Linked DNA regions of Homo sapiens: region 2 is linked to region 1. The links are chromatin loops, found by intact Hi-C in ENCODE. Cell type or tissue: K562. All regions are shown on one strand. Each heading gives the region's core, and the rest is flanking DNA. Links, peaks and the distances in the headings are about the cores only.

Region 1 (2,814 bases), core at 86-2,585:
CAGGTGTCATCTGGCCCCCTTCATGTTGACCTGTACTGGGGCTAGGAGAACCTGGGCAAGTGTTGATATTCTGGCTATTGCTTTGCTATAGATAATAAACTGCCCTTTGTCTCTGACCAAGGAATCTTGTGTTTTTTGTCAACATCATTAAACTGTGACAGGTTAACTTGTTGATATTCTAGCTATTGCTTTGCTATGGATAATAAACTGCCCTTTGTCTCTGACCAAGGAGTCTTGTGTTTTTTGTCAACATCATTAAACTGTGACAGGCTAACTTGTTAGCTTGCAAATGGGGTAAAATCTCAGCCCCTTATGGTTATCAACAGTTTGATTACTTGTGGCTATGGTATGATTTTTCTACAAAGATCTTTTAGTACTATTATCAACTTTAGATTGCCCATTCACATCTGAGAGATTTAATGTGATTCTTAAGGCTGAGATAATCTATTGAAATATTTCTATAACCTCTAATGTTTAATTAGGTAAGCAAAAACACTTCCCTCCCAAATTCCAGGTTTAGATTGTCACATATTTCTCTTAGGAAAACCATGAAGGAATTTCCTCCAATCTTTTTGGTAAAAAGTTTAAATACATTCAATTACATGAAACCAAGGTAGGAATAATTATCCTACCTTGGATGGGCTATTCTCAATCTTTTTCTCAGAGGAAGCTGGGTCTCATATTTGGAGAAAAACATGGAAAAACTTAAAATAAATTTTGTCTAACACTGTACATTTTTTTAAATGGCCTTCATTTTAGTGAATCTAAAACATGAAACTTTTTCAGTCACCAAATATTGCAGATGGCCTTGCATACTCAATTTAGTAGCTTTACTCAGAAATAATTTTTGGCCAAATGTGTGTGAGGTTCCACACAAGCCACATTCACCTCTCATTCCCTGGATATTGGGTCAGAGTCATACCAGAGGACATCAAGATATCCAGTCCCAGACTAGGGAGCTCCCCCTTAATTATGGAAGCTGAAAGAGTTCTAGAAAGAATTTTTTGATTCATCCAACAAATATTTATTGAGCCCCAGTTGTAGGCCAGGTGCCATGTTAGGCCTGGAGAAGCCAATGTGAACAGGGCAGAGTTGATGTTTGCACAGGATATATAGTCTAAATTCGTTGCACCAACTTAGAAGAGTGGACATTTAGGCCGGGCACGGTGACTCACGCCTGTAATCCCAGCACTTTGGGAGGCCGAGGAGGGCGGATCACAAGGTCAGGAGATCGAGACCACCTTGGCGAACACGATGAAACCCTGTCTCTACTAAAAATACAAAAAAAATTAGCCAGGCGTGGTGGCGGGCGCCTGTAGTCCCAGCTACTCGGGACGCTGAGGCAGGAGAATGGCGTGAACCCGGAAGGCGGAGCTTGCAGTGAGCCGAGATCGCGCCACTGCACTCCATCCAGCCTGGGCGACAGAGCGAGACTCTGTCTCAAAAGAAAAAAAAAAAAAAGAAGAGTGGACATTTGTATGTTTCTCAGCCTATATCTCACCTTTCATCTTTCACCAAAGCTTCATGATTCTCTGTAAAACCTGTCTGGTTTCCTAGGAAGCCCTCTGGACTGCAGGTGACCTAGGATTGAACTATGTTTCTCAAAGCCACAATCCGGTCTCTGTGGTCCTGACTCAGCTGGATTTATGTGTAGAGGGAGGGAAAGAAGACCACAGCATCGTAAATCAATAAAGGGCTTTAAGCACATCCTATGTGTCCCAGAGTGACTTAAGCAAAATGCCTGTTGAAGTCAGTGCTGGCATTATCAGAACTGTTCACCTCATGTCTAGACCACAGCCAGACATTTAATAACACTAATGACTAAGTGTACTAAGTCCATGCCACAAACCATGCACTGAACTAGGGGCACTTTATACAGATTCCTTCATTTAACTCGACAGGCCATCAAGTGGATACAATTGCCCTGTTTTCTAGATAAAACTGAAAGCTAGAGAGATCAATGGACTTGCCCTAAGTCCTGCATGGTGGTGCTGGATTCAAGGCCAGGCAGTCCAATACCAAAGCCTGGTCCACATTCAAACACAATGGCTTTCTTGCAGCTCTCCTCACCCTTCAAGCTCATGTCCTCAAAGCCATCTGACCTGCCATTAGCCCTGCTTCAAGACCCCCTCCTCCAAGATTGTCACACTGCCTTCTTCATACAAACGTTGGCCCAAATGTTACCACCTCAGAAATGTCTTCTGTCACTATCATATCGGAAATAACCCTCCTCCAAGCATGCCCTTTCACTTACCCTCTTTTATTTTTCTTTATCACTCTTACCTCCACCTAAATTTTAACACTTCTGTCTCCTGAAACTGTATCATAGGTGTGTTCATTTTTTTTTTCTTTTCGTCTGTCCCTATCACTGGTTCGTGAAAATAAGATGTGGATCTCCAGCACCTGGTACTGTGCCTGCCATGTTGTGGGTGAGCAAGACACATGTGCTGGATGTGTGAGTGAATCAATGAATCCCTACCACTTCTCTATCTTCTCCTCTTCCTCACTCCAAGATGTTTTCTGGCTGGAATTTCTGCCCATTTGAGTCCTCAGAGTTGGTAGAAGAGATCAGGGGAGGTTATTTGGTGTCATCTGTCACTTGAATATGTGAATACAAAGGTAGCTGAAGGATGACAGTCGCAGCTTTATCACCTAACTTCGTATGTGACCTTGGGAAACATGCCTTCCATCTGCTCAAAGTGAAAACTTATTCATCATGAGATGAAAGAAGAGGTTAATTAATTAATTTATGGGCATATTAATTTTTGGATAAAAAGCCCTAATAATTATTATAAAAAAAACAGTCACATATAT
Region 2 (2,814 bases), core at 112-2,611, 60 kb before region 1:
AAACTAGAAGTTTCTTGAGGATCAGGAGTATGAGTAGCCATCATCATATTGTATGTCCCTGCCCTGTGTGTGTATTTTGAAGATTACGTTGTTAATAGAAGGAGATACATGTTTGTTTATTTCACTTCAAGAGCTTAGCTAGTGGATGAAGGAAACCTTTTTGAAATCTGATTCTTGATGCCTAAAATTTCAACTTTGTATTCTGGCTGTGGGCATGCAAATTACAAGCAGTGACACTTTCTCAAGCATGATTACAGCTTCTAACCAATTCAAACAATAAAGATAATGGTGGACTGCCTTCACTTGAGTAGACACGATATTTGCTCTTGTCACATGACTACCACTTTGGGAAATTTCAAAAGGATGAGAGACTGTATACGTATCTGAGGTTTTTCCAGGCTACATAGACAAATTTGATTTTTGTATTATTAACCAGTCAATCTTTTCTTTAGAAGACAGATGGAGTTTGTGTATTTGTGTAGTTGTGAAAAAGCAAGATTCTGGAAGTATGTCTTTAGTGGAAAGGAATCAGGTCACATCAGAAATTCTACTTGTCTGTGACTAAAGGGTGATAAAATAGAGAATTTGGTTTAAATGGCTGGTTTTGTGGGTTGAAGCATGCTATGGATCCCATTAAATGTTTTTAAAAAAAAACTCAATAGGGTGATTTCTGGGGTAGTGGAGATGTGCCTTTGTGTGGGAGTCAATAATGAAAATGTTTAAAATTTCACCAAAAAGTACAGCACAGAAGTTTGGCTGTTGGTTACTTTCACCATCCATTAATAAAAAATACTGAAAACCAGACGGTGTGTTAAGGACAGAGTTTTCTTAGGACATATGTGGATGATTTCAGCATTGAATTGTGCTTAGCACAAGATAGACATCTGTGTGTAGACATTGGCCCATGGTATGTTTTTGTTTTTTAACTCACTAGGTGAGAACTTAAGTCTTACTTAAAAGCAGTAAAAAAATTTGTTTCCATTAATAAAATGGTTCCAAAGAATCAGGTGTTAACGTTCCCGCTCCTGATAAATTACAAGTATTTTCACTGTGAGACAGAAGAGTTTTGATCAGAATCAGTTACGTTTTCTTGAGATTGGGATTGGTACAACACTTAAAGAGTACGGACTCTGGATGCAGGCAGCCTGTGTTCAGCATCATGGCTGTGCTTTTAATTAATGGCATGGCCTTAAATATTAAATAGCTTTCTCACTGCCCTGAGCCCCAGTTTCCTCATCTGTACTAGGGAGTTAATACTACTACTACGTTACAGGGTTGCTGTGAGAATTAGCATAAAGCACTTAGAACTTTAGTTAAAAGCTTTAAAAAGTATTAGCAGGTGCTAGTAGCAGTGGCACTGGATATTATTTTAAAGGTGAACTGTTGGACCACTTGGATGCTTTGTTTCTTTGGTTGGGAGGCTTTCTACTAGAGCATTGAAATTCTTTCTTTCTTTCTGTTCACTGACTATTGGACTCATCTCTGCTGTTAGGCTTTAGGAGGGGGAAGTACTTTTTTTAAGTTTTGAATTGTCACACAGGCATCTGGTTATCACTGATGGCAGATGGACTAAGTAAAGAGAGACATCTCTGTTTCTTGGAAAAGGAAGGCCGACAAAGCCTGGGCTGGCACCATGTTGCAGCTATTGAAATACTATTTCCCTGTGGACTTGACTTGTTTAGCTGTATGATACTTCTGAATAAAAGGAATAAACCCCAATGGTTTCATTTAACAGAATTAGGCTTTCGTTAGAAGGCACTATTTTTTACTTGTATAACCTTAGTTGATGGTAAACTTGAAGCTTGTTAGTATCAGTGTAAAGCCATGTGTTGTGAGCTTTCTGTGCCACTATGAATGTTCTAATAGTAGCTTTTTTTTGTAATTTTAGAAGTAGCTAAAATTGCTGCTCTGCCCCAGTAATTCAGGTGGCTCAAGAATGACTTCGTAGGATAGCAAAATTATTTGTTTATGGTAAAGCTAAAAACAAATACTGAAGCTACCTAATCAGGAAAATAATTTGATAATTATAGTTTTGTTTAGGCTGCTGCTGAAATAATAGCTAACTTTAAAAAGTTAAGTCCAAATGTTTTAGTTTAGTTGTGTGGACATTGGAAACTGCTGACTAAAAATAAATGTTTCTGCCTAAACAAAGTGAATTGCAGACTGTTCTTTCCTATTCTGGCTAATAACCAGGTCTTAGTTTTTAGTTGAAATCCATTTTTATAAAATATATACTATAGAGGTTTATATAAAATATATTATTAAAAGCATATTTTGCTTTAAATGTGCAGGGTAAAGTGTTATAATTCCTTCTTCCATGTTGTGCTGGTTTTGTTTATTTGTTTCAGCTGGTTTTTATAAGCTTCCACACACTAAGGAGGTTGGCAAATATGCTTGTATTTAGAGGTGTGACTTTTGTTTTCCTGTTTAAGAGAGGAAATGATCATGACTGTTGCACCAAATAGATAGAGATATATATTTCCTTTAGTTTTAGATACCCTGAGGACTGTGCTGGGAAATTTTTTTTTTGTTTGAGACAGAGTCTCACTCTGTCACCCAGACTGGAGTGCGGTGGTGGCATCTCAGCTCATTGCAACTTCGGCTTCCCAGGTTCAAGTGATTCTTGTGCCTCAGACACCCAAGTAGTTGGGATTACAGGCATGCGCCACCACGCCTAGCTAATTTTTATATTTTTAGTAGATGCAGGGTTTCCCCATGTTGGCCAGGCTAGCCTCGAACTTCTGACCTCAAGTGATCTGCCTGTCTCAGCCTCCCGGAGTGCTGGGATTATGGGCAATGGGCACGAGCCACCAT

Evidence for each region. A loop is a pair of places that touch in the nucleus more often than their neighbours do. Peaks named below come from ENCODE experiments on the same cell type or tissue, not always from the same donor. Only the 100,000 strongest peaks of a DNase experiment are listed, where the experiment ranks them.
Region 2: a loop joins it to region 1, with 7 times the contacts of the local background. A loop is called at or near these places in 2 of 110 quality-filtered maps.

What each region holds. Positions count from the first base shown.
Region 1 is chr6:134,016,416-134,019,229 of GRCh38, forward strand. All of the region lies in intron 2 of SLC2A12 (solute carrier family 2 member 12), which reads right to left. Among named protein-coding and RNA genes, the nearest start is that of SLC2A12, 35 kb to the right of the region's middle. In K562, for the core only: no CTCF peak of the experiment used is centred there; a DNase peak (open chromatin) is centred at 1,636; H3K4me3 peaks cover 498 bases.
Region 2 is chr6:133,956,525-133,959,338 of GRCh38, forward strand. The region is part of intron 1 of TBPL1 (TATA-box binding protein like 1); the gene reads left to right. The region is part of intron 1 of LOC128092253 (umcharacterized LOC128092253); the gene reads left to right. Among named protein-coding and RNA genes, the nearest start is that of TBPL1, 4.7 kb to the left of the region's middle. In K562, for the core only: no CTCF peak of the experiment used is centred there; a DNase peak (open chromatin) is centred at 1,577; H3K4me3 peaks cover 1,752 bases.